Regions from separate parts of the Homo sapiens genome. Here all the other regions are linked to region 3. Evidence: chromatin loops called from intact Hi-C (ENCODE). Cell type or tissue: heart left ventricle. All regions are shown on one strand. Region 1 overlaps LINC01818 (long intergenic non-protein coding RNA 1818). Region 2 has its middle 160 kb from the start of LINC02612. Region 3 holds the start of RND3 (Rho family GTPase 3). Region 4 holds the start of LOC105373685 (a long non-coding RNA gene). Region 5 has its middle 45 kb from the start of LINC01818.

Evidence for each region. Hi-C counts contacts between places; a loop is a spot of excess contacts. Peaks named below come from ENCODE experiments on the same cell type or tissue, not always from the same donor. Only the 100,000 strongest peaks of a DNase experiment are listed, where the experiment ranks them.
Region 1: a loop joins it to region 3, with 3 times the contacts of the local background. A loop is called at or near these places in 18 of 110 quality-filtered maps.
Region 2: it touches region 3 in a loop (2.7-fold over the local background); 2 of 110 quality-filtered maps call a loop at or near these places.
Region 4: it touches region 3 in a loop (10-fold over the local background); 27 of 110 quality-filtered maps call a loop at or near these places.
Region 5: it touches region 3 in a loop (2.1-fold over the local background); 7 of 110 quality-filtered maps call a loop at or near these places.

The regions. Positions count from the first base shown.
Region 1 is chr2:150,279,838-150,284,837 of GRCh38, reverse strand. All of the region lies in intron 2 of LINC01818 (long intergenic non-protein coding RNA 1818), which reads right to left. Among named protein-coding and RNA genes, the nearest start is that of LINC01817, 25 kb to the right of the region's middle. In heart left ventricle, no CTCF peak of the experiment used is centred here; no DNase peak of the experiment used is centred here; H3K27ac peaks cover 2,016 bases.
Region 2 is chr2:150,782,160-150,787,159 of GRCh38, reverse strand. No RefSeq gene overlaps it. Among named protein-coding and RNA genes, the nearest start is that of LINC02612, 160 kb to the right of the region's middle. In heart left ventricle, no CTCF peak of the experiment used is centred here; no DNase peak of the experiment used is centred here; H3K27ac peaks cover 171 bases.
Region 3 is chr2:150,485,362-150,490,361 of GRCh38, reverse strand. RND3 (Rho family GTPase 3) reads left to right here and starts at 2,695. Exons shown (of 6, transcript NM_005168.5): 1 at 2,695-2,813; 2 at 2,907-3,094; 3 at 3,581-3,668. The coding sequence starts at 2,945. In heart left ventricle, CTCF peaks have their summits at 2,336, 2,542, 3,743 and 3,943; DNase peaks (open chromatin) are centred at 2,641, 4,161 and 4,981; H3K4me3 peaks cover 2,400 bases; H3K27ac peaks cover 2,240 bases.
Region 4 is chr2:150,423,132-150,428,131 of GRCh38, reverse strand. It overlaps LOC105373685 (a long non-coding RNA gene), which reads right to left and starts at 1,625. Exons shown (of 3, transcript XR_923470.3): 1 at 1,507-1,625; 2 at 1,204-1,300. RefSeq lists enhancers at 2,183-2,683, 2,684-3,184. In heart left ventricle, a CTCF peak has its summit at 2,958; a DNase peak (open chromatin) is centred at 2,902; H3K4me3 peaks cover 727 bases; H3K27ac peaks cover 698 bases.
Region 5 is chr2:150,122,330-150,127,329 of GRCh38, reverse strand. No RefSeq gene overlaps it. Among named protein-coding and RNA genes, the nearest start is that of LINC01818, 45 kb to the left of the region's middle. In heart left ventricle, no CTCF peak of the experiment used is centred here; no DNase peak of the experiment used is centred here.

The sequences.
Region 1 (5,000 bases), 210 kb after region 3:
ATAATCAAAAGGAAATTTAAGTTTATTAGAAATATTCAAACAAGCAATGCAGAACATTTCAAAGGCCTTTGTTATCTAGATCAGCATATCAGCATTCTCAATGCCGGTTCTTTGGAACACTACCTTTACAGGATGTTTATAGACATATGTTCAAAAGGGTTTCCAAGTCTGAGAGACTCTGGGGTAAACAGGTTGCTTTATGATAGACTTCCACTGAGCCTTTAGAGGGATATAGTGTGTAGTAATTCCAAAATTCATTAGAAGTGAATTTAACAGGATTTTTCAGTATTACATGTTCTGTGGAACACACTTTAGGAATCACTGATGAGGTTAATTGCCTCAAATACCTACTTCAGTCTATATGTGGGGACTCAAATGAAAAACTAGGGTGGAAAGAATAAGGAGTGACTAAATCTTCCTTCAATAGGGTATGGTGGAATCCTGAAAACAAGATAGACCTTTCGGTTTGGATCAGGGATCAGTAAGAATAGCCTGTAGGACAAACCTGGCCCGCTGCCTATGGCTGATTTCACACTACAATGGCAGAGTTTAATAGCAGCCACAGGGGCAGCACAGCCCTCAAAGCCAAAAATGTTTACTATCTGGCTCTTTACAAAAAAGTCTGCAGATACCTACTCTAGATCTTTTTCCTCCCCTTTTGTGTAAAAAAAAAAAAATTGTAAACTGACAAGTTCTAACTAAACTATATCTAGGGAATGGAAAATACTATTTCAATCCAAATATTTATAGTCACAAAATCAAAGATTTTGGAGTGTGCACACTTGCGTGTGTGTGCATGTGTGTAAATGTGTATATGTGAGTGTCACTATGGAAACAAATCAACTAGATAGCGAACTAAATGAAGGTTCTTCTCTTCCATTCATCTGTTTGCTGGCAGTGGTGGTGATGTTCGTAGAAAATTAGGCCTACTAGACCAAAAAAAAAAATCTTCATGGGCAGTAAAAGAATTAGCAAAATGGTTGCTGATTTTAATCAGAGATTAAGTAGAAATATAGCACATTATAGTGTATATAATTAAATCTGTGCCAAACTAGGTGCTACATTGAACTATTATTAAATTATATATATATATGTGTATTTCTATAAATCAGTGCCTGTTGAAGAATATCAAAATGATCACCTTTTTGATACCCTTGCAATAGAGAATTCACTCCTCTGTCTTCTCAAAGCTATAAGTTACTGTTTCATCATATGCACAAAAATCCCTTATATGCATTTTTGAATAGAGGCCTTTAGACACATTTTATCTTTTACATTTTAAATTGTTTTAATAGAAACTTGCTGTTCTTCATGGTGTAAACAAATATATACTTTACAAAACTCTTCTTTCATTAATAGTTAAGTTCCTTTTTGAGAATCAGCACAAAATAATTAAGTTTCAAACATCTTGTTTCAAGTTACTCCAGAATAGAGCACAGCTTATAAATATATAAATGACAGTGGGGTGTGGGAATGGAAGGGCAATGGCTTCAGCGTTTAGACCATTAAAACTGTCTTTTTGAATTACATCAGCTACTCAGAAGGCCACCCTAGATGAAACAGTCATGCCCTTTGGCCTGGGACAGCAAGCAGAGTATTATCCCAGCTGGTCAGGGCAATGGGCTAAAAGAATCTTGCAAAAGCTGATCCAAAATAACAAGGATCTGGCATTTTGCACAAGCTAGGCCTTGTACATAGTCGCTGCACAAAATCATTAGATGTTGCAATACTATTTCAAAGTCAACTTTAAAAGAGAGAGATTTTTTTCTTCATACAAACATTTCAAATATTGGCTTCATGGTGAAATAGGGAATTAGGCATTCCAAGTCAGTCAGACATGATGCTTTGGAGATTTGCATTAGTGATTAAACCACTATATCCCCAGAAGAAGCAGCTGCTAAATAACATTCCAGTGCTTCCAGAACATTCCTGAAACATAGAGAACTTGAAAGGGCCCTGGGCCACATAAGTCCCTGGCAGTCCAAAGAAGGCAGGCAGGCAGGCAAGCAGGCAAGAAAGAACCCAATCCTCAATGCTTACTGGATTTTGGCAATAATTGTAGGTCAAACATATTTTGAAAGTTTGGACCATTGAAGCCATTCCTTAACATTACACATACAAGACCACAATTCAATGGCCTATTGGCATATTGCCTCATTTGAAGACTCTAGAAGTTTCCGTGTGCATTTCCCCCACATAAGAACCTCCTGCATGAACTCAAAGGGCAGATTTCATTTCAATTCTATTTCACACACTCAGCTCACAACTCCCACATGCAGGTGTCAGGAAGAACTAAAGGAAAAGACAGCATGAAGCATTTTACGAGACTCCTGTGGACATGCTCCAGCTAGAACATACCCCAGACCATTGGAAACACATGCTGGACAGCTGCTCTGGGCTCACACACTCATTGTAGGTGTTAACACACATTGCATGATCTCAGCATGGAAGCGCAGCAGTTGTAAACACGTGGAAACATAGAAGCTGAGACAATTCCAAACATACACCCCAGTGCGCACAAAGTAGGGTCTAGTGCACAGCAAAACTCTTCAACAACTTCCCAAAGCTATAGTGTTCTTCTTAGATAACAATAGCTCCTCACCTCTCTTGGAAAAACCTAACTTGCTGTAGTTGTGGGCTACAGCTTCCATTTGCTTTACCCTACTGGGAAGCAACTCAACATGTGGTAAATTCCATTTGCGTACCTCCTTGACTGGTTTGGGATTGCAGATGTGTGGGCGTGGAGTGGATCAGGAAGAGGAATGAAGTTTCCTTTTCCTGCAGAGCAAAAAGAATGCTGTTTAGGTTGTGAACAGGAGGAAAGGAACAGCCTGCACATTACAGGACATGTTCTTTTTCTTGCATCTTTCCTGCCTTTGCCCCATCTTACCTTCTAAATTCTCTACTGGCAAGTTGCCCTGGAAATAGGCACCAATGTGTGCTGGTGCAAAAGTCGGTATTACTGAAAGGAGGGGCAGGAGACAAGAGAAGAGCACTGAGCTCTTCAAACATTTTTACTTTTTCACTGTGATACATTTATTAGTGCTTTTCAAGAAGGGATTGATTCTTCTTATATAAAGTGTCTCTGTGGATGTGGGGGTGGGGAAGATCAGTAAGGCATTGGTAGCTCAGCGTCAACAGCATGGCTGCTTAGTCTGATTCTAATAATGTATACTAATTGTTATCCCCTCCATCACCATTATGTCTGTTCCTCCAAATCCATGCAACAGGTGTTAGAACTGTATTCTTTCCTTGGGTCCATTTCTAAGTCTCTGATCTAATCATCTGCTTCACAACTTCCAATCTCTAAGCTCTGGCAAAAAACATTCCTTGCTCTTGCCTGGCCCTGGCCCCTCAGGCTCTAGCAGCCTTAGCCATTGCCCACCAGCCAAAATCCTACTTTTGCAATGCAAGAAGGTTAAGCAGGCAGGAGGGCTATCTGCACAGCAAGTTTTGAGCATGCCCTACCTGTATTCCCCAGCACCACCCACCATTGAGATAACCCATGTTTGGCCTGACCAAATGTTCCTCCTCTGGGCATTTTTACAGATAGATCCATTCCCTTAGCCTTTCTCCAATCCCACCATCCTGTCTCCAAATGCAGTGTTCTCTTTTGCCCAGACATGCTTCTGCTATTAAAATTCAAGATTCGTATTCTCAGCTAAGTAACTATTTTGCTAATGGACCCCCAATTATTTTCCCTAAAAAATCATTTCTGTGTATAAGAAACAAGCAGAACTCCAGATAGTATTTGAAGGACAAACACTGGGATGAAAATACTATTTTATAAAGAGTTACAGACCCCAAAGATTATAGCCATGAAAACAGAATTGTATTTAGCACATCAATTTTTTAAGTGGCCACATCCATTTCTGTAACAGAATAAGAAACAAATTTGGAAGCAGCAGTGAAAGTGAAACAGGAAGTTTGTCAAATGTGGAAACTGAGCAAGTTATCTGAATCCAGAAATTAGAGCAAGAAAAGAATGATAACTTCAAAGGAGCTGTGGGTAGAATTGTGCTGTTGTTTGGGGGATGGATTTTGATGCAAAGAAATAAGAATGTTTTTGATGGACATGATTTTAGCAGTTACTAAAAAGATCTCATTAAAATCTTTTAGGTTCACTATAAATAAGCAATAGAAGAGAAAATTTCATTTTGGCCCTAAAGACAGATGTTTTATATGAGGAAATGTGTTATATTCATACAGCCCCAAAGTGCTCATAGTCTTGGTTGTCACTGCCCAAGGAAAATTTGAAGATAGCTTTCCTCTACTTAAGTGTTGGGAGTATGGTGTCATCTGTCTCCAAGGAACAGTTCTGCCTGATTCCAGAACCTTTGGAAAGGTTTGTGGAAGGTTGTGAAAGAACCCTCTGAAGGTTCTTTCCACATACAAGAAAGCACACAGGAAAGAAGTAATTCTGTGGATAAATCAGCTACACGTGTCTCCACTGAGTCACATGAAGTCTCAGGCATCTTTCCAAGTTCAGTATCCCCAAGGATCCACTCTGAAGCTTTTTCCTGTGTTTTTCTCAGAGATTTATGGAAAACTGTCAGAATCAGTGATTATGTAAAAGTTTCTCTAGAGTCTTTGAAACCATGGAAAAGGCTTCATTTCCTTCCATGTTTTAGGAAAACAGAGTAAAAGAAGCAGAAACCATAAACATCACTTTATTTGTATTTTAATTCTGTTCCCACAAATGGATGCAGGCATAGTTAGAGCTGTTTTTTTCTTTCAGATATTTCTCTAGCAAACATTCATCTATGAATATCAAGAAAAACAGTGTACCAGATTCAGTTTTGCATAGAAATTTTGCAACATTTCTTAAAATAAATAAAATATTGCAGTTTTAAACAATGGAAAGAAACAGCAAAATGTGCCAACAAAGACTTAACTAGCAGAGTGAGTGGCCGAGAACTCATCTAATGATTTAAATTTTCCTATTAAAGCAGAAAGTCCCCTGTCCATATAAGGCAAGAGGTCTCTTTCCAGGAAATCTT
Region 2 (5,000 bases), 300 kb before region 3:
TATAACTTGTTTGTGAGTGTTCTGTCTCTCACTGGACTCTTCTAAGTGGGTAACCAGTACATGGTGAACCTGCTTCACAGTAAGAAATTGAGAACAAGGTCAATTTTAGAGAAGTCAGCCAAAGGTCGGATTATGTTTTAAAATCCTTATTTGAAGGAAGGTTTCAGAAAGTAGCTTTAGATAACCAGGCGTGCTTTGATGATTGAGATTTTGGGATCCACATGGTGTCACCAGGGAAAAGGCATTAAGCTATTTTGTGAGGAGCATTTTGAGACCTGCTGGCTTGGTGCTACTTTGTCATCCTTGTGACTGAATCTCCGTTTCACGCATTGCAGCCCATTGAGAGCCTGCCCCATATAAAAATATGCCATAAGCATCTTATCCTCTAAGACTAGAGTTGTGGTTAGGATATTTTGCACATCTTAAAAAGATTGATAGAGTTAGAGTAGATTATGAATGTGTGCCTTGAGAACATTTTAATTTCACTGAATCAGATTCAATTTAGCAAAACAACGTGGGCTGAAAATCATTCTGGTAAACTCCTAGATTTAGTGAACAGATAACCCGTCTCGTCAATAGAGCAGGTCTTAACTATAGATCTTGTGCTTGTAATAAGAGAACTATAGTAAATTCACAGGGCTCAATAGCTATGGCAACTGCAGATTTCAGTCAATACCCTTTGATCTTCAACATTAGATAGTCATGTCTGATTGCTGCACATAATCCTTTTCCCAAAAGAGGTCAATATGTTCTTTCTGGAATACTTCAAAGTATTCTAGTCCTTAGAAATGCCTAGGGCCTTTCTATTAGTTACTATCATCTTTGATCAATAGTCCTACTTGAAATGTTATGTGATGCTTACACAAACACAAACACACAAGCCTACATAGAAAATGCAACTTGTACATATGTACATTTTCCTTTGCTAAGAGGATGCATTGTTAAATATTTATACATATAAATGCATATCCAATATATGCAGACAAATATATACTTTATATACCATGTATTTTATGTAAACACAACCATACTTGAAGATAGAAAGCCAAGGAAAATATTAGTAGTAGGCATTTTTAATAATAAAAAACATATTTTAAATAATGACATCAAAATTATTGGTGGCAATTTAAATACTACTGTCACTGATATTATTAAGATTACAGCCAGGCGCGGTGGCTCATACCTGTAATCCCAGCACTTTGGGAGGCCGAGGCAGGTGGATCACCTGAGGTCAGGGGTTTGAGACCAGCCTGGCCAATATGGCAAAACACCATCTCTACTGAAAATACAAAAATTAGCTGGGTATGGTGGCATGTGCCTGTAATCCTAGCTACTCAGGAGGCTGAGGCAGGAGAATTGCTTGAACCGGAGAGGTGGAGATTGCAGTGAGCCGAGACTGGGCCACTGCACTCCAGCCTGGGTGACACAGTGAGACTCTGTCTCAAGAAAAAAAAAAAAAAAATTACAATGACACTCTTATTTAAATGCGCCTAATTAAGAAAAACAATGACTATTTAAAAAGAGCAGTTTAAGACCCTATCTTAATTTGCTTATTACTTATTCCATTTTTATCTAATTATTCAATAACCATTTTATTGAATTCTCATTTTATGTTAGGCCAATAAAGTAGCAAGTAAAATGCAGTTTATAATCTCAAGTTTATAAATACCTAGTAAGATTATAATTATACTCCTAAATTAAATTAGAATACCTGTTTAAGGGACACAAGTCACATAAAAAGGTTGTATACAAGAATGAATGCAAGAATGAGTGCAAATCAATGCTCTGGTTTCCCAGGAAGAAGAGGTGGCTTTTTGCAAGAGAGATCAGAGAAGAATTCATGGAACAGGGAGCATCTATCTGGGCCACAGTGTATGTGTAGAATTTCAGCCGTCTTGGTGTGGAGTAGCAGTGGTCTCATTGGAGGGACTAGTGTACATTCAGGTCTTGAGGTGGGAACTCAGGCACCCACTAGAAGAGGGGGGACCTTCCATGGGTGCACGTGGGGCACCTGATGAGGAAATCTTGCCCAATCAAATCACCTAAGAGCATTTTAGAAAAGACGTATGCTATTAGACTAGGGAACTGTAAGGCCATCACAACAATCAAAAGAGAGAAAGCAAACCTGCTTTGGGTTATTTCACTCTAAAATTGAAATTCTAAAATATTCTTTTAAAAATGTATTTCTCATTCTGAAATGTTGAAACATTTTGACAGGTTATATAGAATAAAATCAATAGATTTCTGTCTTTTCCTGGAAATAGTTCTTAGAGCTAGTAGTTCTAAGAAAAAAAGAACTCCAGCTCTTTTTTTAACAAGACAACATTTGAATATGGACTTGAAGGAGGCGAGGGAGCAGAGTATGTGTGTCTTTGGGGAAAACATTCCAGGGGAACTGGGCCTGAATGTGCCTGGTATGGTTCAAAGACACGAGGAGACCAGCATGGCTGAAGCATGGTAAGGGAAGGAGAAGGTGGACCTTGTAGGGCTTGGCAGGCCATTGTAAAGACCGGCTTTTATTCTGAAAGAACTGCCAAGCTGTCAGAGGACACTGAGACGAGAACCATGAGCTGGCTTGTGTTTTAACAGGATCATTTTTGCTGCTGTGTTGACTAGCAAGGAGACCAGCTAGGATCTATTGTATTGAGCCAGGTGAGAGATGGCTGTGGTATGAATCAGAGTGGTGCTGAAGGGAGGCTTGAGATGGGCTTGCAGAAATTCTGGGTATAGTTTGAAGGAAGAGCTTACTGAATTTGCTGATGAATTAGATAGGGAATGTGAAGAAAGTATTCAAGAATAACAATAAGGCTTTTGGCCTGAGCAATTGTAAGGAGGATATTAATAACTGAGAAACTTTGAGGACGAGTGTAAGTGGGCCAGGTTAATGGAAGAATAATAGAGTTTCAGTTTGGAACATGTGAAATTTGAGATAGCTGTTCATGGAGATAGTCATGTGAGTGTTGGGTCTGATCACTAGCAACGTGAAGATTCTTGTTGACCCTGAATAGAGCCATGTTTAGGGTGAACTTAACCTTTGTTAATTTTTAAATTATTAGCTCAGTACCTATCTAGTATTACACAATAGGCAAACATCAATTTTAGGACTTTTCGAAGCAAATGGTACCCAGAATAAGGGACGCAGGACATCCAAGTATGTCCTGTTGAAGTTGGGCAGTGGCTGGAGCAATTAAATTTTATAGGGCGTATTAGTGATCTTGGGGTTGTGGCCTGTGAGAAATGGGAATGAAATAGTATATTTAGACTGGAAAATAGTGGTGTCTGAATGGAATTTTATGAGGAGAAAGTATTTTCCAGAGGGCAAAACTTAAATGAAGGGCAAGAGGTAATAAGATGTAGATATTTTTCTTAGAAGAAATAGAAAAGGGAGTCATGACCTGCCAGAAACTGAGATATCTGGTGAGTACGCAGGCAGCAATCATTTTCCTGAGTATTCAATTGTTCATCGATTTACACTTACTGCATAATCTCACTGCATAAATGAGTGATGACTTTCAAAGGCGTTTAAGTTTTGGCTTGTGGGTGGAGGCTCATGTGGGTGGGATGATAGAGAGATCAATACTGTCCAAAACTTGGTTTCAAATATATTTTTAAAAGTATTACACTCAGGAGAGGCCCTATCAAAGTCAGATTGAAAGAAAAGACAAAGGTGGCCCTGAGAGGGAACTCATCATAAGAAAGATAAAGTGTGGCCTAGACTCAGTAATCGGGTCTGCATGCTGGAAGGCAATGATAGTTTTAGTTACCTGGTTGTGGTTAATCTTGTATCTTATCTTGACCCAGCCATTCTGGCTGTGTGTTTTGCCCTTAGGAGAAAATGAACGTGTGTGAATCGAAAGACCCATCCTGCCTTAACAATTTTGGCACAGGCTGGCTGAGAGACTGAGATAACACAGAGGACTGTTTCCTACAAGAAAGACACATGTTTCCAGATTGAGATTCCAGGGAGGGCATCCAGTTCCAAGGATAACAGTGATGGGGCTGAATTTGAGACTGGGGTTGCTATGGAAACATCCCAGGCAGGTTGGCTAGTGTGGGGAGCAAGGACCGCTGTACACAAGCACCTCTGAAGACTGTCAGGAGTTTTCTATGAAAATTGGACTTCCTGCAGTTGTGTAGGTGAGAGATTGGAAATATTGAGGTTCAGCTATCCATATCAAAGAACCGAATTTTCTCTCACTGGCTGGCATGATTTCTGTTAGAATCTCCAAGACTAAAAGAATGAGTAGACTGCCTTGAATGTAATGAGCCCCCCATGATGTAATACTACTTGTGAGTAGTATTTAAGGAGAGACCAGATGGCTTTATGTCTGTGTATGTTCATATTCCACTAGAAAGCCTGCATATGTGTATGCGTTGCAAATTGTAAAACAAGTTCTGCAATATAAGTGCTATTATCACTAGGTATGTGTATGTTTCTGCTATGCATGTATGTGGGAAGTCTCGCTGCATGAGGGCTGACTTTCAAAGTCTCCTTTGCAACTCTTAAGAATCTGTGGATTTATCAAAATAAAATAGGCAATTTTAATAAATAAAAAATCATGTTCTAATGGGGAGATGTTGGTCAAAGAGTACAAACTTTCAGTTATAAAAGGCATAATTTCTGGGGTGTAATGTACAGCATGATAACTATAGTTAATACTGTATTGTATTGACATTTGCTAAGAGAGTAGATATTAAATGTTCTCACCACACACATATACTTATGTGAGGTAATGGATGTGTGAACTAAGTTGTCTGTAGTAATAATTTCACAATATATATGTATATCAAATCATCACATTTTACATCTTAAATTTATACAGTTTTATTTGTCAATTATACCTCAATAAAGCTGGAAAAAGATGTCACAGGAGCAGACTTGATAAACGATCACAGCTCGAAAATAAGCAGATTGATGTCTGCTCTCTTCCAGGAAGAAAGTTTTATAGATCTCTTATGTCTGCAAATGGTTAATAAATGTTCTTAAATAATCCAGGACA
Region 3 (5,000 bases):
ACCTTACTATGCTTTAATAATGCCGTGCCATGTTTTCTATGAAGAAAAACATGGGGTGATCTTACTTCTTTATTTACTGTCTATCTCCTGCCTGGAATGTATGCTTTTTGAGAGTAGCAAACAGATCTGTCTTGTTTACTGCTCTATCTGCAGTTCCTAGAACAGTGCCTGGTTTACAGCAGATGCTGAGTAAGTAATTGTTAAACTAAATGTTAGATGAATTTTAAAATATATTAAGTATCCACTTCACACTGAACACTAGAGATTTTAAAAAGGAAAAGGAAGAATGTTTACCCTAGAGGGATTCAAATCCTGGTGACTTCAGGCAGTTGGTTTTTCTACTCTGTTATACATCCATTAAATTTTGCTCAGCAACTGGCAGATTCCTGGAAATTCAGGTCACCTGATTTCCAAAAATAGTCATCCACTATGATTCCAGATGATTCTATGGTGAAGTGATTATGCATCTTGTTTTGCCTGGGATAGACCCTGTTTACCTCTGTTGTCCAGCCACAATCATTGGTAGTGCCCCTTTTGCTCTCAAATCCCAGCTTAGATGATAAATTATGTGGTTACCCTATTCATTGATCAGCCAATTCATAAACATTCTTAATTATTTCTGTTAAAGTGATTTAACCATATAAACTACATCAATTCTGAAATATGGGAGGTCAAATCATATCTCTGGAAAGGGGTAATTTCATTAAGTTAAAAATAAGACAAAAGATAGGATGGACACAGCTCCAATTAGTGAGTCCACCAATGAAGCCAGAATTTCTCAAGACACATTCAACAGTTCTGAAAAGTGCAAATAAGATTTTACATGCAAACTATAACACAGGTCAAGGACTCTTTATTGTGCCAGAAACCATTCTGCAAACGTCACTTGCATTTCCTCATAATTACCATTATGACTCCTATTTTACAGATGATGAAATTGAGGCTCAGAGAGGCTAAATAATCCATCCAAAGTCATACAGAAAATGTGAAGTTGGGGACCCAAATACACCTCTTTGTGATCTCCTGCCCCAACTACTATGCCCATTGCTCTTTAAACAAGTAAACAAACGTGAATAATTTGATTAATGTTTCCTGTGTTAAGTAGTTTTGGGAAATGCTAGGTTAAACTATGTTAAATAGTCTGCTTTTCTCTGGGATTTTTAAATGTTTGTAACATTAGTGTGCTTGGCGAATCTTCAGTGAGTGATGTGGGTACAGTGTCGCCCTCACTAATTGGGCCATGGCACCCTTTGTGTCAGGAGGGAACTAAAGCTCAGAAGAACAAACATTGGCAAAGGCTGCTCTAGGAACCCTAGCAGGGCCAGCAACCCGCTTCTCTGTGGGTCAACCCTCCCCTTGTGTAAACACAGACCCACCGATGGAGTCTGAGTCAATGATCTTTGAGGGGGCTCCAATTTTCTCAGCCCCAAATAGGACATCATTCCTGGATCCCCTAGGCTTCAGGGGCCCTACCAGTCCACTACTTACATCAGTGCTTTTGACAACTCTTCATTGTGCCTTTTCACTTCCCATGTTAAACTTTCTGATTTGTTTGTTTTCACCTTATCTTCTCATTTACAAGCCTAGGAGTCTCCACAGGGGACCATATAAGCTGGTTTTGGCCAGTGTGCTACTACATTGTAACAATTGAAACCTCCTGAGCATTTAGGGTGCAGGAGCTGAAGATGAGAAAAAGAAAGACTTCTCATAGAAAAAGAACAAATGTGCGGGCTATTCTGGTCCTTTCTAAGATTTTTGCTTGCGGGGAAGAGTTGGAGGGCTAGGGAGATGGATGTGGAGGAGGACAGAAGAGAGGGTGGAGGGTTGTATCTGCATTTTTCAGCTAAAGATGTTTGTGCCTTCTGAGTCCAGTCTAGGGTGCTTTGATTCCGGGAAGATGGAGGCTATAGATAAAGAATTAATAGTATCAAAATCTGCCCCCCCACCAGTCCCCTCACTGCAAATGTGGGGAGGTGCAACTAAGCTGACAAGTGTTTGGGTCCCTAGCGCAGTAGGGTTGAGTTTCCAATGGCCTTTGTCACTCAGTCATGGGCATCTTCCACTTCTCTTTCTTCTCCCCTCCCACCTCCTGTACCCACCCCTCGAAACCTTTCTGCCTCCACTTGTACGACTGAAACTGACAGGTTTCAGAAGCCAGTCTACTACCGTGACCCAGGCAAGCCTGTTCTTGCATCTGGAATAAAGAGGCTGATCTATTGGTCCATGGCCTATGTACCTGATACAAACCATTAAAAAAAAAAATAGAACCACTCAACTATTCTCCACCCAAGATTTGCTTCCTATGTTTTATCACTGTCCTTTAACTTGGGTGGGAAATGTTTTTGTTTTCATAAATGCTCATGAGGCTTCTACAGATAAGCCCCTATTAAACTATATTTAAAGGGATTGTAGTTCAAATCAGTATGCACAGATACCAGTTTCCCACCTTGCCCTGTGGACTTGTCAGCAAAGCATCTTTGGGATCTTCATGTTGTCTAAGAGCCTTGGTCTAAAATAGATCCCGAATGGGCACCCTAGAGGGCGCACTGCTTACATTTTCGGCATGCAACGCCAACAGCGCTCGCTCCCAGGCTCCATAAAAGGGGAGGAGGCAGATCAGTTTCCTCCTCTCATTGAGAAAGAAGAGGATTGGAAGGCCGGGCGTATAAAGCCGCGCAGAGAGCGTGAAACAAAGCAGTCGGCTCGGAATTGGACTTGGGAGGCGCGGTGAGGAGTCAGGCTTAAAACTTGTTGGAGGGGAGTAACCAGCCTGCTCCTCTCGCTCTCCTCCTCGTCTGCGCCGCGTTTCAGAGGTTGCCCATCAGCCTTGTGATTTATTTTTATATCTGCTTTTTATAAAGAGAGAAATATATATATATATATATATTTTTTTTTTTCTTCTTAAGAGAAAATTCCTGTTCCAAGAGAAAATAAGGCAACATCAATGAAGGAGAGAAGAGCCAGCCAGAAATTATCCAGCAAATCTATCATGGATCCTAATCAGAACGTGAAATGCAAGATAGTTGTGGTGGGAGACAGTCAGTGTGGAAAAACTGCGCTGCTCCATGTCTTCGCCAAGGACTGCTTCCCCGAGGTGAGTGTGGCCGGCCGCGGCTTCCACGAGGGGGTCGGCCAGTGGGATCCCAGTCCCGAGGTGGGCCTCCCCGCTTTCATCCGTTTTCCCTTAAAAAAAAAAAAAAAGAAAAAAAAAAGTCTTTCTCGGTCCTTACTACTTTCCCCTGATTAGACTGCGGGGAAAGGGAAAGTGCGCTGGAAGCTTTTAGGGTTGGGACGCGCCTGCACATGGGCTGGTTAGCTCCTGAAACTTGTTCGTTCCTGTGTGCATAACCTGGGGTTGGGAGATTCGGGTCAGCAGATCTGTGAGAGCCGGGTGGGGTGAGTGGGGAGTAGGACAGGGGTTTCGGAAAGGGTCCATGTGCTTAGTGTGTGGTCTGATGTGTGAAGGTTTTCTTTCTTAACTGGGGAGCGGGGAGGGGAAGGGTGTTCAATGGGTGTCGTGCGTTTAAACGTAACCTCTTTGCCCTCTTTCCTTCCTCTTTTGCCCATTTTGTCTATCCAGAATTACGTTCCTACAGTGTTTGAGAATTACACGGCCAGTTTTGAAATCGACACACAAAGAATAGAGTTGAGCCTGTGGGACACTTCGGGTAAGAGTGGGAGGACCGCGTGGCGCTTGGGGCGGGTTTCCAGTCGCTGGGGGATGCGCGGCGGGTCTCGGGAAACCGCGCGCTACAAGCCGTCTGCGCCCCTCCCAAGGGATTCCCACGGTCCCTGTTGGGCGAAAATTGTATCCCTTCTGGGTGGGGGCGGCAGACGACAGCGTGGACGAGGAGATAGCAGTGGGGAGAGGAGAGCGCTGTGTGCCCGCAGGGTGACCCCGCGGTTGGAGCCACTAGTGGCCAGGCGCAGTCCGCCCGCGGAGTCGTGGTCAAGTCGCCTTGGGTCGGCCGAGGTGGCCCGATACTGTGGGGTGTTGCATGGGCGCTGCGTGCGCCTCGGCGGAACCACCCGGCTCAAGGCGGGCGCCCCTCCTAGATCTAACCTGCTGGTTGGCGGGGAGGCGGGGAGCGCCGCGGGGGTGATGGGAGGCGGGAGAAAATCCCAGAGGCGACGCGGTTACGTGCAATTGCCGCTGTTGAGGGAAAGAAACTGAGCGCAGGCAGCCGCGGCGCCCGTGACGCCTACACCCAGGAATGCGCTGGTGGCGCAGGGGCCGGGCAGCAGCTGAACCTCCTCTTCGCGCTGCCGGCCGCCCGCGGTGCCTCGGTGCCCACCTGTACCGAGCTTTTCCCTTTTTCCCCCACTCCATCCCAGTGATCACGTCCGTTTCCCCTTCACCACACCAGCCCCTCCTGACCTCTATTGCATCCCCCACTCGGCTTGCCTCCAAGGCCGCGGGCAACACTATTCGCCTTTGACCTTCCAGTCTACTTGAATTATTGGCGCCGCGGTGGGTTATATTCATGGGTCTGAGGTTCAAGGCCGGGTTATTGCTTTCCCATGCGCCCACCCACCTACCTGGCGCGCGGTGGTAGGGAGGGCTAGGTACCCTCCCGGTGGGAAGGCATCCGGCCCCCCGGCTGAGTTAGGGGTTTAGGCCAGGTCAAAGGCCGGGGAGTGGCAGGGGGGCACCATCTGAGGTCTTGGGCTGGGACATAGGCACCCGCCGCCCTAACCAGCGGTGTCTAGCGAGTTTGTTTCCAAGAAGGGTGTCGGCTATGGAAAAGCAGGACCCACTGGGAAGGCTGGGTAAAGGCCCCTGCGCTTAGGGCTGGGAATTTAGCAAGGAGCTGGGTTGCTGGCGGACCGAGCCAAATCCGGGTGAAACTGGCGAGGAGGAACGCGCAAGTGCCAACAAGCAGGTTTGCTGTTAGGCGGGGAGGCCCCGAGGTGGAGCCGCGCCCAGCGGGGAGTGGCCTCGTGGAGGTGTTTCTGTGAGCTTCCCACAGAACCGCTGGGCTTGAACCGCTGGAGCCCCC
Region 4 (5,000 bases), 62 kb after region 3:
AGCCATAACAAATTTACTTATAAGTACAATGTCACTGGAAATCTCTTAGGATCTTTATTTCTTTTTGGACCTGGCACATGTCTAATTATATATCCACTGATAAATCTTTTTAAAAAGTATAATTATAATAATAATCCTTCCATCACTTATGTTACAGGCTAATGCTACTATGTTAAACATTTTGCATATGGTTAGGTTTTGAAAAACCTAGCCTGGAACAAGTCTGCACAACGAAATCAGAAAAATATTAAGCCTTGTTGTGACTATATACTATTACTTTATTTCTTCTAGGGTAACCTTTATTACATAAAAGTAAATTTATATAATACTTTATTATATAAAGGTAATTGTACCAACCTAATAGAAGATATCCACCAAAATACCAATACCGAGAAAGGACTGTTCATTATATTTTGCCAAATATTATTTAATGGAAACAAACCCAATAAATTGGTTTTTAAAAGTAAACTCTATCATGTTATTGCATTAGATAATGTCAAGTGAAGGAAAGAAACAATTTACAGTTAGTAAAAGAGCAGACTGTCACTGTTCTGTGTTCTGTCCCTGACTTCACCCCAGTGCATTTCTCAACGCGGTTTCTTAATGAGGAGGGCAATTTATCCCTCAGCCCCTGTCACTGTGGCTGGAGTCGCAGCTGGCAGCCATGAGTACTCATCAAAATGGCCCTTTATGGGGTTTTGCTTCTTGAAGTGCATGATGGTTGGGTGGGCCTATGTTATTTTACTTCTGCTTCCCAGACCAAGTTTACCTGCCCCACACAATCAAGCTAATCCTCAGTGAGCATTCTAGATCTAAAAGAGATATTAGGGAGACTCTCATTCAATTCCTGCATTTCACAGATGAGAAAAAGGAGTGTCAATGCATTCATTAAGTAAATTGCTTAAGGATAATATGAGTTTGCGATTCCAATTCTGGGCTAGGAAAAAGCTTATGAGCAGCCAATTTGCAAAACAATAAAAATACTACCATCTATGTACACACTTTGTAAAAACATCCAGCACACTCGCATACAGCCTGTTTAATATTCTTTTCTTATCCCTCAAACTCTCAAAGAGGCTTGGTAGGCATCATTATCTCAGTGGGCCGTGATGAAGATAAAGGAAATGCTCTGGGTCAATTAGCAGAAATGTAGGCAAAATGGAAGGGTGAGAAAGAGGTGGGAAGAAGTCTATTTAAACATACCTGGAAACATTTGCTGACTCCCCACTGTGTGCCAGGCACCACAGCTCTGAAGATGAAAGACACCATCGTTCCTGTTCTTCAGGAGTTGGTGATCTAACTGGGGAGAGAGATATATAAGGCAATATCCACAGCATACTTACACAGGATGTTTTGGGAGCCCAGGAAGTGGGAACATGTGTCGACAAAAGCACACAAAGTTTAGCACAGGAGGGTCAACTCTTGCTGGGCACTGAAGGATGGGTTCAAGTTTGAGTCCATCAGTTAGACAGGGTAAGTACATTCATCATGGGGAGCATGCAGTACCAAAAAAGGGGGCCTGAAGAGGATGACAGGAGTCTCTTGAAGGGCTTCAAAGGAGTACTTCGACAATACCCTTGGACTCCCTTCTGCTCTGCCCTTCGAGATTATTTTTCATCATAAACAGGCTGTGGTTACCAAGAATGTCTAGTAATATGAACATTAGAGGAAGTGTAGTGAGAACACAGTAATAAAAAGACTTAGTAAGTCAGAGGAAATAAAAGAACTGAAACCATGCAACAATATAAAGAATGAGGATATTTATTTAAAAAAAAAAAAAAAAAAAAGAAAACTTTTCCTGCAGCAGTGGTACAGGTGTACCTGATGAGGAAATGAAAGGTCATCCTTAACACCAACATTTCATTGAGCTTTGATTGTTTTATGCTAGTCTCCCTAATTTATCCTTTTTTTTTTTTCCTCTCTCTCTTTAACACAAGCAGTGTCTAAAGTTGTAGCTAATGATGATCTATGTTTTGTTCCCAAAAGACCTGAATAACAAATAGTTTCCTTTGGGCCCAGTGGCAATGCCTTGCTCCAGGAGGGAGAAGAGGTGAGTGAACTGAAAATCAGCAGCCTGCTGAAAACGCTAGAGAGAGAGGATCTGCAACATTCAGGCGCAAAAGGAAAACTTCTCTCCCTGTCTTTCCACGCAGGAGCCCTATTAACCCAGACACATTTCACCCTCACATCGGGAAATCCTAATATAGACAAGTCCACCTCCTCTGCCTGGTTCCCCTAAACTCACAACGATCTTTAAGATGAAAATGAAAACTGCATTTCATTAAGTGAATATAAGGCAATTCAAACTAAGTCAGAGGAAGGAAACTGGGGCAGGCCCTACATAAATTAATATTGTGAAAGGAGGAAATTTCCCTATTCCGATGTTAAGCAGCATTCTGGATTTGTACAGAAAATGCAGTGGAAGCCTTTAAAGTTTCACCAGCACTGTTTCTTCTCTCGGCCATTGTCTTCTTACTAAAAAAAGGAGGCGAGGAAAACCTGAGGATACCATTTTGGGGGTGCCTAGAGGTGGGGTGTACTTGAAAAGGAAACGTAAAAGGGCTTAACTCTATTCATTGCGCCCTTTCATTTTCCTCTAAATGGCAGCACAGCGTTCATGCCAGTGCCCAGGCCGGGGGAGCTGGCAGAACGACGCGGCACTGAGAGGCAGCTGAAGCCTTTCATGGTGACAGCTTTTCTCCCAATGTGTCCTGGTAGGAGTTTGAGTTGACAGACAACAAAGGATGGGGAGGGGAGGGATTCCGACAAACAAGCCGAACAACCACCATCGTCCTCTCCATAACGGCGCCTTGGCTAAGGGACAAAGAGAACAAATCTACCCTGGGAAAGTGTCCCTGGCCCCTCCTGCCTCCGGTTATCTTTAGTGTGCGCAGGAACAGAGAGCTCAAGGGTGAGGCAGCTCAGCGCTGCCCCCCTGCGGGTCAGATGTTTTGGGGGTTTGGGAAAGAAAAAAAATTCCCTGGAAAACGGGTCTAACATCAGAGAAGAAAGTCTTTGCAGGGGCTTGTTAAACCGCTACAGGATGAAAAGTTTTGTTCCCTTCCCCAGCCCCAAGACCATGATGAGGGGGTATAGAAGCTATCTTTTCCCAGTGCCCACACAGTGCCTGGCACACAGTGGGTGCTCCAAAGAGCAGTGTTTAAATAGAATGAAAAAAGGAAAAACAGTGCTGGTATCTCCAAATGCCCAAGACCAACAAATCTCACATCTCAACCTTTATAGAACCCTTGTGCAGTTTATTTGGAATTTCTCTGTTCTTGAAAGGACTGGGCAGCTTGTTGGTGTTTCAAAATAAGGGTATAAGAAAATCATGTTCATCTGAGCTTTTTCTGTCACATGCCTGGAAACAGCCAGTGACACGTTGCATACCACTTGAGGATCAGATGATTAGTAGTATCAATGACGAAGCATCACGATAGATTTTAGCATTTTTGATAAGCACATCTTTGAGGAATTTTCCATGTGTGGCTGGAGTCATTAAGCAGAGCCTGTGAAAGTGCTCAGGAAGCTATTATGCTGACAAAGCCGGCAAATGGATTTCTTCTTTGCGGCGTGTCAGCATGTGTTTATATGTTATGACAGAGAGAGGCCCAGCACAATTTTCCTCCAGTCAATGTGATTCTAGCAACATTACCAAATAAAAACATGAGTCTGGGTATGGCTGGTGAGTAGGTCTCCAGAGAAATGTAAAGGCTCATTTCATAGACACATTAACAAGCAAGTTGGTTTGTCATGAAAGAAAGCGGTGGTGCAAAACCCAAGTGGTTGAGATGTGGTCCCCCAAATGGAGGGCCCACACACACGAGTGTCACGAGCAGCTTGATAACTATTCCAGACCATTTCTTTGTGAAATCCCTCCATGGGATGAATAAATGATGTATGAAATGAGGATGCCCCAACTCCACAGGGAGCACAGAGAGGACACTTCACACTGTAATGTGTAGTTTCTGATGGGTTTTGGCTGTGACCCCTGGGCATAATTTCTATCCAGCTGTGTGGAGCCAAACAGTCTCCCACAACCCTGAACACCAGAACTCACACACCCTTTTCTTATCCTGCCAGGAAAATACTCTCCCATGTTTGCTTGTAAATTTCTTTCATCACAGAGACTTCTCCACCTCAGCACCCCAACAGCCAGCTATAGTGGTGACACTTCATAATTACAGTTATCAAGCAAGATGTATTACAAAATCTGGTGATAAATTGCTTGAATTCCATCACCAGTATATCCAAAGCCTTTGAGAGAGAGACAGAGAACTGCAGGTTTGCAGACCCTTGAGGACATACAAACATTTTTTTTTTTATTGTAACATGATTCCAACTTCTGTAATCCAGGTGGAATTGTAATTCTATGCTAGAACATTTATGTCCATCCAAGCAGTGCTAAAGTCAGGATAGGAAGCTTAACATTGTAATCAGTGACATGTGGACTATCTTGTGGGAAATTATCAACTCTAGGAAGCTCTACCCATTCATTACCAAGGATGCTTGTAGAACATCTCTTCCTGAAGACACTTGGTATATGTTAAAACAATTATGAACATTATTGGCATAATGAATGAAATAATTTGAGAGATAACACTTTAAACTAACAAAAATAGGTAGGCAATACATTTCAAATCCATTCAAACCTTTGAATTTGGAAGGTTCACTGTGGGTTTTATTTAAGTATCATGGTTGTCTCTATCCACCAGAGGATCTGATTAAGCAGTTGCTACCATGGAGCTGCCAAGGTGTCTTAGTGTGGAAATCCTGTGTCTGCTCACCTCCCTCTACACACTTTTTCCTTCTCTCAGCCACAGTCATGCGGGTCCTATGGTAGCTGCCCCATCCAACGTGATTGTTCCAAGCTGAGTCTCTCACAGTACCTAGTCCTGTTTACCACAATGTCCCTGGCTCATATTGCGTCACTCAGAGTCCTCCCCTGCATGTGAATTAGACTTCTTTGATGGAAAAATTTGTGGGATTAAGCTCCGAAG
Region 5 (5,000 bases), 360 kb after region 3:
TTAGCTTTGATGATAAAATGTCAGTGACTAGTTAGGGCATTGTTATTTTATAATTTATAAAATTATTTTATAATTTGATTGACATAAACATTGTCAGTGTAAGTGATGCGCATTTACTAGCTCATTGGTGACATTTGTGAAAGAAAATGTTTTGTGGGCCTTTTAAGCCCAGGGAATCTCAGGAAATCAGGGGGAAGAATTGCTTTCAGTTTGTTTGATGTCTGTAATTAGAGGTCATTAGGGGAGTTCCTGTTCTCTTAAGGGTTGTCACCTCTGTTTTCTGTGGCCACATACAGAGGCAGCTGTAATTTGCACAAGGTCAGTCAGGCCTGTCCCCTAAGTGACAGTGGTAATAAGTGATGTGTGTAGTGAGTGCAGTTAAGTTTGTGTGTGGTGCCATTACTACCGGAGCCCTTCCTTCCACAGTATCTGACCTCCTCAGAACACAGCTCACCTATGCTCAAGGGTCCCTTTCAGGTCACTAGGCTTGGCCTCACACATTGTCTTTCAGATTAGAAGGGGTCCAGGGCAGCACAGTGCAGTTCTGGCAGGCTCGGGGTCTCACAGGAGCCTCGGCACTAAATCTCATACCCGAGTTAAGCAAGCCTCAGCTTTCTCATTCCATTTTTGAACTGTGTGCCCCACATGACATGCCAGGGAAACATGGCACATAGCTAAATTAAGCTGAGTAGCCAACCAAATCCTGTGTGCCTGCCTATGCTGAAGAGAGAGGCACTTAATTGCTCTACCTCATAAACCTGGGACCGGCCGCACGAGCCAAGGGGCAGGTACAGGGGAAACTTGACAATCGCCTGGTAGTTGTCATAACCTGACTTGCATTTTGAGCGCTTGACTCATCCTGACATTAGCTGAACAACTGAGTGTCTGTTTCCTTTGTGGTTGCCTGGACGATTAAGATGCCCATTATTTTTAATAAAATAAAATAAATACACATATATTTAATACAATAAATATAATAATAAATTTAAATTTTAACAAAATGCAATTAAATAATAAAAATAAAATACTATTTTTGATAAAATGAAATGTATTAAAAATCTTATTTTCAATCAAATCAGAAATTTTCTGGGAAATTCTTACATATCAACTATGTTCTCTGCAGAGCATCTAGTTAAGTGGCAGCATGAACCAGTTTATTAAGGAGCATCACAGGACAAGGAACTTCTGTCTGGCAGAAGTAACCTCAGTCTGCTCCTCTCACCTTTGAGAGAGAAGACTGGCCAGTTTTGTTTATTTTTTTTTTGTCTCATAAGTGAACGTGCTGCATATTTCACAGAGGGCAGAAAAGAGGAAGCTCATATTCCTCTGGACACTACGAGGCGCTAGGGCTTAGAGCCCATGTGTCACTGTGGGTGGGAGGCATGATTCAAAGCCTCTGTCTTCCTAATCATTAACAAATGTCCTCTCTCCCAGGAGGGAGAGTGCGAAACAATGAGGACGTGTGAGAAATAGCTCTTAGCTGGCCTGGGAGCTCGAACCTGGGTGCACATCAAAACGAGTACCACAGACGCTTCAATGCCAAGCCTGCTGCTCTGAGATGTCCAAATGCCCGGCTGGTGAGGTGAACAGTGGCCAAATGGATTCCAGAAATCTCATGGGAACAGTATCTGCTGCTGCGGCTTCTCTGTGGCTCTTTCGAACCCCTGGTACATAAAAATGGTGGGAAAAGATAACTTTTCAACCACCAGGGTAAGACGTTTACATAGGTCCTAGGCTAACCATTCAGGCCACATGCTTTTATTGTGTTCTACCCCACCCCACCCCCACCCCTACAATATCTGTAAGTGTAAAGAGCTACACCCTTTCACAACATTCTCTCACTCTTTCATCAAATATTCTTAAGCCCTTCATATCCCAGCAAAACTGGCATGTGGCTGCTGAAGTCGGCGGCTACTGAAAATTAGTAAATAGTGGTTCAGTAATCGACCTATGAAGTGTCTGTTCTGACCACAAGTTTCAACTACCCAGAGCGACAAGGGTAAACACAACAGACTGGGCATTAAGCCTGGGTTAGTGGTTTTCCATGAAGCCCTACAGAAGAGTGACAGGGCTGCCACAGGGAACCGAGTAGAAAGGCAAAGTTCTGGAACCCCCAAGCCCACTTTAATCAGAACAACCCTGCTTAGCACTTTCATAATTGTTGCTGAGTGTTGTTTTAATATATATTGGACTTAGGTGCAGGTTATCATTTAAGAAAAAGGAAGCCTAAACAATACCTGAGTATTAAAAAGAAGTTATAACTTCTTTCTGCCACCCTCCAACTCCCACCTTCTACAAATGATACACTACAATATAGAGACAGCAAAGACACTTGGAATTAATCATGGTTATTTGGAATTATTTGTAGTTTCTGAGTCATCACCTATATGCTAACTACTAAAAAGTACTATTTTTGGCCCCAATACAATTTTCTCAACACATTTGAGCACTTACTATATACAAGACACTCTGCTAGGTGCTGGGAACAGAAGTAACACACCCACTAGGTATCAGCTGCCTAGGGATAACTCAACTTCTATTGCCTTAGTTAGTTTAAACCAAACTTAGCATCTTTCTCACTTTCCTTTTTACTGCTTCAGCTACGCTTATCCAACATATACCAAGCTGGCTTTCCCTAACTATTTACAGAAGTGTCAATTTATGTGATCATTTTTTATACTTTGTTTTCTTTTGTTGCATGAATCACTTCTTTCAGATTGACTTCATCTTCTTGTCCTGATATAGTACTTTAATAGTTTATACCTGCATTACAATCCTCACTAGATGTTTCTTCATAGCAGACATCTGTGGAAGAGCTGTAATGGCATTAAGGTTGAAGGGAGGGGAAGAGTATACAGCCCTTCTGAAAGAGTAACATTCACCAACTCAGAGCCAGAGGAAAGGAGCCCAGGGTCCCCTGAGTGGTAGGGGAGGAGAGTCAAGATCCCTTGTGGGATATGTGGGACCAGGAGACCAACTTCCTCCCGTTCCATGGTGGCAACCTCTCCAGTAGCCAGGAGGAATTTGATGAGAATTTGGTGTCTCAGCACTGTTCTTGGTAGCAAGTGACCCAGAGAAACAACTATTCTGGCATTTTGACCCAAGTCCTTAATAGTACCCCTCTAGTGCCATCTTTCATCATATCATCCTTCAAAGCTCTGTTGAAGCTATATTTCCTCCCCCAAAACACTCCCTCTAATGTTGCCATTTCCTGACTTCTTTCCCACCCGGTAACTGTATTTGGCAGGTAGCTTCCCCCTTCACACTGCTCTAGACTTTCATTTACTTGGCATTTTGTAATGGGTATTCAGTGCAGGCTTTTTACTAATTGCTTAATTGTCTTTCAAGGATATCAGACAGCAAACAAGGCCTGCCTTTCCTTTTTTGTCCTTCCGTGCTAGATACATAGAGATATCCGAGAAATATGAGTTGCTAGATTAATTTGTGCTCAACCCATTAATTTAGGGGGGAATAGTATATAGGGGGAATAATATATAGAGAATCTGGCCTTTGCCATATATTGACTAAACCCATGTGCATATTGAGAAATACTGAAAAGCTTTTCTATAAGTGAGGGACTAGCCATCAGCAATAAAATCTACTTAAAGATTCTTCGTGATCATGTTTTGTTGATTAGAGTTTGCTTAGAAATATTTACTAGTCATGTGTGTGTGTGTCATTGCTTCTTACATTACTCTTGAAGAGTTTCTTATGACAGTAAAAGTCTCAGAATTATTTATGTTGTCTTTGAGAAGTAGCCCAATGCATTCATTCCTTTTCTTTCATTTATGTTTAGATCTTGTATGCAGCAAACTGAATATGAAACTCCTGTCACTGCAGAAATAATAGAAACATCTTTCCATGGCTTTGACTTTCTTCCAAGGGATGACTGGGACATCACAACAGAGGAACACGGTCATGACCTTTAATATTCCTCTTTAATGGGGTGGATGGTAGGAGGAATTTCAGGGAATGATATGCCAAGTAACCCCCACTGAGTGCTCTGAACTCATGAGTTTTGTAGTCTTTCAAGTTAGATGACTCTATTTTGTAGACTACAAAATAATATATTTATTTATTGCAAAAAAAAAAAGTCCCTTATGAGAAATGTGACTGGGGACTTAATCTGCAGTCTAATGCTGATAGAAGAAAACTTTAATGAGGATTTTGTGGTCCAATTGTTTCTTTCACTACTTCAGAATGTTTTCGGTCACACAGGGTTAAGATAATGGCCATCAGGCCATTTCATTCTTCACATTTCTGGTCAGAGATAAATGAGAATATGCTTCCCTGCTGTGCAAACATCCTTTTTATTAATACTGGGTGAACAAGAATGTAAGCACATTTGGCTGCAGAGAAAACTAACAGAATTGGAAATGCAGAGTATTAAAGCTCAGAGTCTAAGATCAGGCTTTCAAAGTACAGGTGGGTAAAAAAAAAAAAATGTGTTACAGAATAAGCAGCAAAGCTGAAACAAAAATGGCTCAGCATAATAAACCTGTAGTGTGACACCAATGGGTTCCACTGGTATACCCAAGGGACCAGGACATGTTTTACTCTTGTAGAAAATAGTTATCAGGCTGGACACAGTGGCTCACTTCTGTAATCCCAGCACTTTGGGAGGCTGAGGTGGGTGGATCACAAGGTCAGGAGTTCGAGACCAGCCTGGCCAATATGGTGAAACCCCGTCTCTACCAAAAATACAAAAAGTTAGCTGGGCATGGTGGCGTTCATCTGTAGTCCCAGCTTCTCGGGAGGCTGAGGCAGGAGAATCGCTTGAACCCGGGAGGCGGAGGTTTCAGGGAGCCGAGATCACACCACTGCACTCCAGCCTGGGCAACAGAGCAAGACTCTGTCTCCCAAAAAAAAAAGGAAAAGAAAAGAAAATTGTTATCATACCTCAGAAATGAGGACAGCTCACACTGTCTCTAAGATACAATAGTTAATGGGTGCTCATACCATTCATCTGATCTTATAACACTCATTACTTATACAGACAT